Linked DNA regions of Homo sapiens: region 2 is linked to region 1. Evidence: read pairs that join two places in POLR2A ChIA-PET (ENCODE). Cell type or tissue: OCI-LY7. All regions are shown on one strand. Links, peaks and the distances in the headings refer to the core of each region. The heading gives the core; the rest is flanking DNA.

What was found. ChIA-PET counts read pairs that join two places held together with the same protein. Peaks named below come from ENCODE experiments on the same cell type or tissue, not always from the same donor. Only the 100,000 strongest peaks of a DNase experiment are listed, where the experiment ranks them.
Region 2: POLR2A ChIA-PET joins it to region 1 with 8 read pairs; 2 of 35 experiments call an interaction of 5 or more read pairs at or near these places.

What each region holds. Positions count from the first base shown.
Region 1 is chr6:150,261,077-150,267,239 of GRCh38, forward strand. No RefSeq gene overlaps it. Among named protein-coding and RNA genes, the nearest start is that of IYD, 100 kb to the right of the region's middle. RefSeq lists an enhancer at 3,057-3,557. In OCI-LY7, for the core only: no CTCF peak of the experiment used is centred there; a DNase peak (open chromatin) is centred at 3,175.
Region 2 is chr6:150,379,747-150,385,909 of GRCh38, forward strand. The region is part of intron 1 of IYD (iodotyrosine deiodinase); the gene reads left to right. It also overlaps the pseudogene SSR1P1. Among named protein-coding and RNA genes, the nearest start is that of IYD, 14 kb to the left of the region's middle. In OCI-LY7, for the core only: no CTCF peak of the experiment used is centred there; no DNase peak of the experiment used is centred there.

The sequences.
Region 1 (6,163 bases), core at 507-5,506:
GATATTCTACCTTTCCCCTGAATCTGCCTCCACCTGTCCATGGTATTTAATAAAGATGCTGACTGGCATTTCCCGGTCCTCCAGACCTTATGGAAGTGATGTTCCCTCCTATAATATAAGAGGAGGTCTTGCAGAAGAGATAGAGGATGCTTCCCCCCTGTTGACCCTTCCTCCAAATCAATTAGCAAAAGTCAGTTGATTTTAAAAAACTTCATCACTTTATGCATAATCATTTAAAAAGACACCAGAAAATGTGGAGCTTCTTTCCAGCAATCCACATATTATCCCTAAAAGACTCCAGCTTCCTGCAATTAAGAGCTAAAAATTACTCAGTAATTTTTTTTTTAGAGATAGGGTCTTGGTCTTTTGCCCAGAGTGCAGTGGTATGATCATGGCTCGCTGTAGCCTCAAACTCCTGAGCTCAAGCAATTCTCCCCACTCAGCCTCCTGAGTAGCTGGGACTACAGGCACGTGTTACCACACCTGGCTAATTTAAAAAATGTTTCTTTAGAGATTAGGTCTGGCTATGTTGCCCAGGCTGGTCTCGAACTCCTAGGCTCCAGCAGTCCTCCCACCTCAGCTTCTCAAAGTGCTGGGACTACAGCCATTGTGCCTGCAAGCAATAATTTTTTAAAAATTATTATAATAAAATATTTTTGATGTACAGAAAAATCTAGGAAATAATATTGAAAGATGTCTCTATTTCTCTCTACTTGACATTTCACTTAAGAAATGAAACATTATAGATGAGACAGAAACCTCTTGGTACCTGTCCCTGACCCTTTCCTCTCTCTCCATAGAGGTAACTATTAACCTGAAGTTGATATGAATCCTTACCATGCATTTTTTTTTTTTTTTTTTTACTCCTTCTGAAGGGTCCACACCTATGCATTTGAAACTTCATAAAATAGTATCATACTTTATGTGCCTGAGCACCTTGCTTTTTACATGTGAGTCTTCTGTATTGAACATTGTGACCACCTTCTCTGTTCTAAGGGAGAGGCCTAATCTCTCCCGGATGGATGCGTTGGCGTCTCCTGACACAATGCTAGGATGGGCCTCCAGGATGCCTCGTGTCCACAGCAGTGAGAATTTGCCTTCTGGCAGTGCTTCCCAAAGTCACCTGATCCTAGGACCCCTGCGGTGGGGGTGGGTAGGGGCATTGTTAAAAACGCAGATCCCTGAGCCTACTCCGTGGTAGATCCACCACCCACGAGCCATTCAGTGCCCACAGGTGAGTCTTAAGATGACCTTGCATGTTTGGGAAACTCCACAGCAAATACTTTCTGTAAAAGGCCAGATGGTAAATATTTTAAGCTTTCGGTCTCATCCGAGCTCTGTCACCCCTTCCCCACCCTCCTTCTTCATAACCCTGTAAAATATTAAAAAGTCATTCTTAACTCTAGCGCTATACAAAGACAGGCTGCTGGCTGGATCGGCCCGGCACGGTGTGCTCACCCTGCTCTGGGAATTGCTGAGGTGAGACGCTCCATGTCTCTACATTGACTAGATATTGTCAAATGCTCCCAGGTGATTTTACAGCTGCAAAGTCTGTGACCTCCCTCTTCTTCCTGGTCGTCTGTGACCACTTTTCCCACCATTCTCACTCTGCCTTTTTTTGACATGCAGTTTGCCCATTGCACCGTTTCTTTATATTACAAGCACTTCTTGCCTGAACTCAGATTTTTATTGATTATGTTTGAGGAGCAGCATGCCAGTCTCTCTCTGTATAAAATCCTTCTACAGGCTGGACACGGTGACTCACACCTGTAATCCCAGCACTTTGGGAGGCCGAGGCAGGCAGATCACGAGGTCAGGAGATTGAGATCATTCTGGCCAACATGGTGAAACCCCATCTCTACTAAAAATACAAAAATTAGCTGGGTGTGGTGGCATGTTCCTGTAATCCCAGCTACTCGGGAGGCTGAGGCAGGAGAATTGCTTGAACCAGGGAGTCAGAGGTTGCAGTGAGCTGAGATCGTGCCACTGCACTCCAGTCTGGACAATAGAGCAAGACTCCATGTCAAAAAAAAAAATCCTTCTACAATGAGCTCATCACTGCTTCCAGAAACCTGTATGGCCTTGTCAGGCTGTCCAGTGTGGGAACTGTGCTCCCCACAAGAGTTTCAGCTCCAGAACAGATGCCATTATCAGGACAGATGTGACAGACAGCTCTCACTGAACACATAGCCACGGCATGCTGGAATTCCTTGGCATTCTTTTGGGAGATGCTAATTAAGGCTTCTGGTTTTTATGATTATCTAGGGTAGAAAATGTATGGGCAATGGAGGCAGTCCTGAAAAATTAAGAAAATGTTGACAAAGCCATGAATAAAGCATCAATATTTGTAAAGAAAAACATATAGTCAGGAACTTTCAAAAAATGAAAGAATCCAGGTCATTGGCAGTGGGGCCTCCAACAAGCTCATGCCAGTCACACTTAACAATGTTTAAGTTAGAATAACAGGAGGGGAATGGGTTGGCTCTGTTTGGATTAGAGAAGAAAGCACCTTGTTCTCAAAATCAAGTTGTTGGCTTGAATAAAACCTGGAATCCTGGAAGACCAGGGAAATGTGACATGGCCCCGTGGCCCTACAGGTGTGATGTCATTGGTTTCATTAAGGCAAAGGGGTAGACTGGAGGCTGCTACCACAAAGCCTTCTGACAACAATGGCCGCTGAGCTCCCTGTACTGCATGAGGTGGGAGCAAACAGGAAAGTCACCACCAGGCAGCCAGAGGAACTTGGCAAAATAGGCAGTTTTGGCCTCTGGGTCATGTAGACAAGGAGATAGCTAGAGCAAGTCCCAGACACAGCAAGGAGGGCTGCTTGCTGCCTGACAGCTTTGCGCAACTGGCTACACCCACCCCTTCTATCCTGTACCCCTGCATGTATGCACAAGGTGAAGCATGCACAGGATGCCATGTGCACAGGATGGGGCATGAACAGCATGCCGCATGCACAGGATGCCACATACACAGGATGCCGCATGCACAGGATGCCGCACGCACAGGATACCGCACGCACAGGATACCGCACACACAGGATGCCGCACGCACAGGATGCCGCACGCACAGGATGCCGCACGCACAGGATGCCGCATGCACAGGGTGCCGCACGAACAGGATGCCACACGCACAAGATGCTGCATGCACAGGATGCTGCATGTACAGGATGCTGCATGCACAGGATGCCACATGCAAAGGATACCACATACACAGGATGCCACATGCACAGGATGCTTTGTGCACAGGATTCTGTGTGAACAGGATTCTGCATGTACAGGATGCTTTGTGCACTGGATTCTGTGTGAACAGGATGCCGTATGCATAGGATGCCACACTCACAGGCTCACACTCTGCTGGCTCCACTGGCATTCTGTGCTCTGGATCTGCCTCTGACTTTCCCCACATCTGTTCCTCTACAAGGAGACACCATTTGGGTACCACTTCTCCCAAATGACACTGTGCCTACCTCAGCAAACAGCATGCACATCTTTGAAGGCCTGTTTCAGGCTATGTGGTAGGTGCAGGTGGTTCCTTCCTTGCCTCTCAAATCACTCAGTGGCCTGCTCAGCTGCTGGAAAGGAACAGCCCCGGACACACATTCTGTGCAGCCACAGTTCTGGACACAGTTCCACCACAGGACTGAGGAGTAGCCATGCTGACTCGGGTCACTCACCTCCTAAAGACATTGCAGGACAAATGGAAAATACCTCCTTTCCTTCTGTCTCCATGCCAGCAGTGAGCTAACAGGAACGGGTCCCTGTATCTGTCTTCCTTTGTCCTCCATGTGCCAGGGGCAAGGACAGCCCAGGCAGTGGCAGTATAGTGACTACCTCCTGAGCTGGCCCACGGTGTCCACAAGCTGGGCATGGTCTGCATTCAATCCACCTGAAGATGAGCACCTCATTTTATTGTTCCACTTTGAGGCCAATTTTGTAAACTCTGAAAGAAAAAGAAATCCTTGGCTAACATCTGTAAAAAACATACCCTTGGCATTTAATAACTGACATTAGTGTGGCATTTCATTGTTTTAATTTTTTAAAAGTCATTTGATATTCTCATCAACTCTGTGAAGCAGGTGAAGCGAATACTGTTATTTTTTAAAAAAATTATTGTCCCCTTATAGATGAAGAATTTAAAGCTCAAAGACAATTTTAGGCCTTCCTGAAATTTTTGAAGGGCCCAGATCTGGTATGTGATAAATCTGAGACTCAGGGCCAAATCTTAAAAATTACTTAATCCTATGATTTTTTTTTTTTTTAACTAGACCATTGGTTGTATTGGTCAGGGTTCTCCAGAGAAACAGAACCAATAGGACACACACACACACACACACACACACACACACACACACACACACACACTTATGTGTATTTATAAAAATGTATTATTTTAAGGAATTGGCTCATGTGAGTGTGGGACTGGAAAGTCCAAAATCTGTAGGGCAGTCTGGGAGGCTGGAAACTCAGGTGAGTGCTAATGATGCTGTTTTGATGCAGAATTTCTCTTTTGTGGGAAACTTTAGTTTTTGCTTTTAAGACCTTCAACTGTTTGGATGAGGCCTACCCACCAACGTCATTGAGATTAATCTCCTTTACTTAAAGTTGACTGATTATAGATGTTAACTATATCTATAAAGTACTTTCTCAGCAATACCTAGATTAGTGTTTGATTAAATGATTGGGTATTATAGCCTAGCCAAATTGATACATAAAGCTAACCATCACAAGTATACCATAGAAATTCTCCTAGTAAAAGTCTCAATTTTTGCCGGGCATGGTGGCTCACACCTGTAATCCCAGCACTTTGAGAGGCTGAGGCAGGTGGATCACCTGAGGTCAAGAGTTCAAGACCAGCCTGCCCAACATGGTGAAACCCTGTCTCTACAAAAATACAAAAATTAGCTGGGCATGATGGCAGGTGCCTGTAATCCCAGCTACTCGGGAGGCTGAGGCTGGAGAATTGCTTGCACCCAGGAGGTGGAGATTTCAGTGAGCTGAGATCACACCATTGCACTTCAGCCTGGGCGACTGAGTGAGACTCTATCTCAAAAAAAAAAAGTCTCAATTTTGTGGCTGGCAGAAGTAAGAATGAACACATAGAGGGATAAAAGGTGAAACTAAAGATTTCTGCAGTGGTCTGTATTCCATTGACAATGTGTCCCTTGAAGGTGGGTCTTCATCACATTCAGCCTTGGATCCCAGCACCCAGCACAGTGCCTGCTATGGTAGGTCATCAGTAACCATGTGTCCAAGGAATATGTCTAAGCCCACCTTATTATCTCACAGATGCTTATCATGGAATTAACCATAACTTATAAAATAGTGGCTGCCAGGCCTTTCCAGCCATAAGAGATGTGCTCTGGAACTGACTGTCTGGTTCCAAGTGTAGCCTCTCCATTTTCCAGCTGTGCCACCTTAGGCGAGTACCTAACCCTCTCTGTGCTCCATTTCCTTCATTTGAAAAATGTAGGTGATCATTGTTTCTACATAGGGTGGTTGTGCAAATTGAATGAGTTGATTCATATGAGGTACTTAACTCACTCAGTGCCTGGCACATAGAAATACCCAATAAATGTAAGCTATTATTCCTATTATCATGTACACATATGCCCTAAATTCTTTTGTGTTGAGCCCCACATTCTTCACTTGTAGGAAATCCAGACTTCACAGATTGTTCTTCCTCAGATATTTTCCAGATTCCTGGGTTACCAGGAATAATTGTACACATTGGAAGTAGATTGATAAATATATAATTAATAAGATTTTGCCTTCTGGAAAAGAATCCCTCCAAATTAAAACAATCATGATTAGCCTAGTGTATTAGTTTGCAGGCTGCCATAAACGAAGTAGCAAAAACTGGGTGGCTTAAACAACAGAAATTTATTGTCTCATAGTCCAGGAAGCCAGAGCCCAAGATTAAGATGTTGGCAGGGTTGGTTCCCCCGGAGCGCTCTGAGGGAAAATCTGTTCCATGCCTCTCCCTGAGCTTCTAGCCTCAGGCGTTCCTTGGCTTGTAGGGAGCTGTCTTCTCCCCGTGTCTTCACATCGTCTTCCCTCTATAAGTGTCTGTCTCTATGTCCAAATTTCCCCTTCTTGTAAGGATGCCAGTCATACTGGATTAGAGTCTTCCTGATGACTTCGTCTTAACTTGATCATCT
Region 2 (6,163 bases), core at 454-5,453, 120 kb after region 1:
CCATTGTTTGTTCTCAGGTCCCATTCAATTCCCAAAGGGAATTATTGACTATCCATTATCTGATCATTGGGTCCATTCATTCCCCCTGAAATTCATTACTCCTACACCTCCCATCTCCTCTTCCTCTATAAAGAAGGGTGTATAAGCATTTGGACCCCGTTGGGTTATTGAGTGATCATTCTCTTGCTATTGCCCCATGCTATGCATGTTAGAATAATTTTGTATGGCTTTTTCTCCTATTAATCTGTCTTTTGTGAATTCATTTTCAGTGAATCTTCAGAGAGTGAGGGAGGAAGCTTTCCCCCTTCACCCCTATAGTATAAAAGTCACATCTGTCTTGTTCACTAATATATATATCAAAGGCTCAATAAAAGCCTTGTTGAATGACTTGTATATTTCCATCTTCCAGGAAGATTTTGAGAACTTTACCAAATGTAATTTGCATTATACATAGTATTTGGTGTTTTGCAAATTACAATTGTAACCTGAAAACTTGTTTTTTCCCAACTAATCATACCCACCAGAGATTTTTATTCCACTGTACCACCATTCTCTCCCTAAAACACCACAACTACCACTACCACTACCACAACAACAACCACTGCAAAATCATTGCTATTGGCATTTCCTGAGCAGATGTCTAAAAAAAGAAAGTTGTTTAGTTCCACTAATATAAAACAGATCAACTTTAGGACTTGCGCTGCTTCTTCATGCTTTGTTCTTTTAGCTAATGTGTAATACTTACATAACCCAAGGGTTAGCTGAGCTCATCCTATTTAGAAAAAAATAAATAAACTAAAAATAAGATTTAAAAAAGGCTGAATCCTCAATCCTACATGCTTTGAGGAGGCCAATTCCCTCTCAAAGATTTGACAATCCCCACAGAACCTGTGTCTATGGAGCCACCTCTGGCTCTGAGGTTCATGCCCAAGGGACCCCCGATTTCCTCTATGTGTTTTCTTCTTCCACCTCACACCAATTTATCTGTGGAAATCAACCTTTGTTTCTGTTTGTTTCTTTGGTCTCTCACTTCCCAACTCCTCAAACAGCATGTTAGCATTTGGGGCAGCCCTTCTTCCTTCTAAAGGTCTTTTGAGCCACTGTCATAGGCCTCCCTTTGGGCTCCCCTCCCCAAACTCTGTTCCCCTCACTTGATCATGCTCAGCTCCTCTCCCCCAAAGACTCATGCCTATGCTCTGAAAAAGAGTGGTCCATGGAATCCAGGGACATGGCAGCACAGGAAAATCGTCAGAGGTTTACAATTTTACACTGTCTTCTTCCCTCATCAGCCTGGTGAGGGGATGTGAGCAACAGGAAGTTTATTTTCCACAAATGATGCTACTTTGCTCAAAAGGCAAAAGTACCTATGGCCAGTTTTGTTTACACTTTTAAGTTCTTACTCATTGTATTAAACTCCAAATCTTTCTTGAAAGTATTGATATTTTAAACACGAAACAGAAATTTAAAAATATTGGTTTTGCTATTGTACTTACAGAAATGGTAACATGGCAAGAAATTCATCTCTAAGGATCTAAGTTTCCACTGTATCTAGACTTTACCTACTTTTGCTGAACCTGAACTTTCACTGCATTGAGAAAATGTCAAGTGTCTTTTCTCCTTTTTTAGAAGTTTTGTTTAAAAGTTCTGAACAGTTGACTTATTCCTGATTCCTCTGGTAATTAATCTCTATGGCCTTCTTCTCATTGAAAAAACTCTTAATTGTGAAATGCACTCACTGAAGAAGTGTATAAAACACAGATGAACAGCTTAACAAATAAGTATTAAGCAAAACCTTATACAATTATCACTTAGGTTAAGAAATATACACATCCAACATTTCATAAACACCCATATGTCCTTCCCCAGTCACAACCTCTTCTATTTCCAACAGAAGTAACTTCTATTTTGAATTTTATGAAAATTATTTCTTTGCTTTTCTTCTTAGTTGCATTACTCTTACACAACTAAACATTCCTAAACATTAAAATTATACTGTTTATATTCTTTTGACTTGCTGTTTTATATTTGTAAGGGTCAAATATAATGCAAAGCAGGTTAGGCATGTAACTGAGGCTTATTCATTTTCACTATTGTATAGTATTCTGTTATATGACTATATCACAATTTATTCTACTGTTGATGAACATTTGGTCTATTTCTAGTTTAGGACTATTATCAACTATTTCTGTAAACATTTTAATACTAGTCTTGTACATATGTGCATGGATTTTTCTGGCGTGTGCAAGCAATTGCAGAGTCATGGTGTGAAGGGCCTGATGATGTACCACGCAGATCCCCCCTTGAGGAAGGGCTTGCTGTCTCTATTGCTGCGAGTACTGTCGGCCTCTTGCAGGAATGGCCTCTGCTGTAGATAGCTATCTCTCCCGAGATCCCACCCCTCCCAGGATGGCCCACATCTAATGACTGATTGCAGTGGTCGTATAAAGGTCCAGCCATTATGGCCTAATCTGAGACAACTCTGATGGACAATTTTAGTTTCAAAATAGCCCTTGCTGTGGTTGAGGCCGTCTCTCAGCTTGCATTGCAGCTTGGCTTCTTCTGCCCAATCTTGTTTCTTTCCTCTCCCTTCCATAGGTTTTGATCCCAAAGCTACTTCCTATAAACATTCCACACACGACTCAGTCTCTGAGTCAGCTTCTTGGAGAACCTAAGTAGAGACATGTAGGGTATACCTCTATCCAATTTTACTAGACAATACTGAGTTTTAAAATCTCGGATTGGTATTTTTCAACAATTTTGGAAAAATTTCAGCCATTGCCTTTTCAGATATTGCCTCTGGCCCATTTCCTCTCTCTCTTCTCCTTTCAGGACTCCAATTAAATGGTTAGACCTTCTCACTGTATCCTCTGATGTCTTTTACATTCTCACCTATGTTTTCTGTCTTTCTCTTTCCATGCTACATTTTGGATAGGTTAGAAGAAACTATCTTCCTATTGATTCATTTCCTCTTTAGCTGTGCCTACACTGATGTTAAACCTATTAATTGAATGTTTAATTTAGTTTGTTTTCATTTTTGTTTCTAGAGGATCTTTTTAGTTCTTTTTTCCAAATTTGCTGTCACTTTTTTCTGCCAAAGTCGTGTGTCTTGTATTTCTTTGGACATAGTAAGCATAGTTGTTTCATGATCTGTGGCTGATAACTCCAGTATCATAAGTCATTGTTGGTCTGTTTCTGATGCCCATAGTTTTTTAATGGTTCTTATTCATAACTTTGTGTTTTCCTAAATACATTGTTATTTTTCATTGTTTGCTAGTCATTCTTTTGGAAAAGTACTTATAAAAACTTTGTGAGGTCTAGGATATTGGTACTTATTTCCAGGGAAAATGCACTTTTGTGCTTACATGGTGTGACACTAATACTCTGGGATGACTTTAACCTAAGGTCAAACCCTGTGGTTCCCTGGATCACTCAGATGATATTATCTTAGGCTGCAAGCACATATCAGGGCTGGTTTATTTAAAATCCCCCCTTACTATGAGACTGTAGACCTTCAGGGTCCCAGCTTAAAGTGTAGGGGGCTGTCAAGTCTCCATGGGTAGACCTGGGATTTTGGCTTTTGTCATCATCCTTTATCTCAGATCAACCTCACAGCTGTTTCTTGGTAATTGGAAAATACATAATACTCTGGGCATTTGAATGCTGGTCTACCTCTGTGGTACTAACCTTCAGCTAGATTTTGACCGTCATTTCCTACAATAACAGATGAGCATTCCAATGCATACAAGAAAATGTTTTAAAATATATCTTACAAAGGATTTCAGTTGTTTTGGTTTTCTAGCTTGCGGCGTTCATAAAAATTCTCTAATTAACCACTACTAAAAGTGAAAATCCTTTAACAGATGCCACAACCACAAATTGCAGCAACTATAACCACAGCTGCATCAGCTAATCAATGAGATCAAAATGGATTTATGGTCGGGTGCAGTGGCTCATGCCTGTAATCCCAGCACTTTGGGAGGCTGAGGTGGGAGGATTGCTTGAGCCCAGGAGTTTGAGGCCCATGCAACATAATGAGACCAAGTCTCTAAAAAAAAAAAAAAACAAAAACAAAAACAAAAAAAATTAATGTTTAAAAAAAACCTCCTCCCAAAAAAAACCCTTGAAGTGGATTTGTATCTACTAAAAGAAAAAAGTAACAAGTTATTTTCTTCCATCACACAGCTCAAGGCATGGGATACACATCATATCAAGCACATATAATTGGGTTTTGGGGAGGTTGTCAATGAGGAAGATATATAACAACATTATATTCAGTTTCCTAAAGACACAATTTAGGTAGTACAATAATGATTCAGGTAGGACACAAACACATGCACACACATACATTTTAATGGTTTAAAACATCTTAAATTTGTTATTTTAGGAAAGTGAGTGCTGAGCATTTTCAGCAATATCACAGCAGACTGATGATCTGTTCTTATCTAAGTAGGAGTTGCTTTCTGTGTGATATGGCTTCTCTACACCCATTCCCATCAGGCTGCAAAATATTAGGGCAGGTTTGTTAAAGACTGAATTATTGTGTAAAAGAACCATCTACTCATTAGATCCCAACAATATTTTCAGTGTTTACTCCATGGGCAGCCTTCTCAGTGAAGCTTTCTTTATGCGATTCAAATTTCACTGAAAAAATTCCAACACATAACAATTCATTCTGATTTGATATACTGAGGTTTACTTTCTGTACTGGCCTCATTTTGGTATATTTTGCCTCCTAAGTTCTAGGAATTGATAAAACTCAGCAACAACTGGAAGCCCAAGACCAGCCTAAGACAAGCAAGGAATATCTATTATTATTATTATATTTTTGCCATCCAAACATTTTCCCCTCAATAATTTTAACTGTTTGAAGACAGCATCTTAGAATTTTTTTCTGTTGAAATCTTTGTAGTTCAGAAGTATGTCTTTTCATGAGCTTAAGTGAAATGAAGAAACAGTATTCAGAAAAGCTGTGAAATTTTGGATATATAACGAACAATTTTGAGAATATTGGAATGTAGTATCTGGGAATTTGACAATACAGTCTTCAGAACTCTTGTTTGTAGAGACTATCTTGAACTTCACAAAGTTATTTATTGGAAAATCTTCTTCTAAAATAACATAACTGGGTGTGCCCTTGGTGAAGCTTTTAGTGCACTAGACACATCATCCTTCTTATCTTCTGCCATATCTGTGGGCTCATTTTCTTTCTCCTCAGTTTTGGCATTTTTAGCTCCAGTGATTGACCCTTCTGTTGCATCTTCATCTTCTCTAAGATCTTCAACTACTGATAATGAGCTTGCAGAACTTTCTGAACAGGAGGGTAATGGGGAAAACAGAAGAAGTGGCAGAAGCAGGCAGACATAATGAGAAATTTTATGTAATTAAATGTAACAGTTCTTTTCTCATGTTTAATCTTTTTGTGTCTTATTTAAGAAATCCTTCTCCACTCCAAGGTCGTGAAGACATTCTCTTATATTCTCTTCTAAAAGCTTTAAAAATTAATCTTTCATATTTAGAATTGTGGTGAGAACATCCTATTTGTTCTCAATCACTGATGGAAGGGTTTCAAAGATACATCATTACCATAGCTGGATGTGGTGGGGTTTTTCCCCCCATAGTTAGACTATCAGATTAAGAAAGTTCCTTTCTCCAAATTTACTAAGAGATAAATGTCAAGTTTTACTAAACACCTTTTCTGCATTGTAATGATTTTTGTGGTTTACGTTCTTCAGCTTTTTAATGTGATAAAAAAAAAAAGATTGTTTTTCTAATGTTAAATTAACCTCATATTCCTGGGATAATTCTAACTTGGCCAAGATGTATTTTTTTTTATAAATTGCTGAATTCTGTTATTAATATTTTATTTAGGATTTTTGTACCATGTTTGTGAGGAAGTTGAGCCTGTAGTTTTTTGTTCTCTTAATGCCCTACTTATGTTTGGTATCAAGGTTGTGGTCATTCCATAAAATGAGTTGGAGGGTGTTTACTCTTTTTCTATTGTATCTGGACCTAGAGTTGCTTTCTCTTTTAGGAAAATCTTTGCTTACTAATTCAGCTTATTTAATAGTCAGCAGACTTTTCAGTTTTTCTATTTTGAAGTTAGTTTTAGCAGGTTATATTTTTAAGAAATTTGTCTATTTTATATAAATTTTCTAATATATTG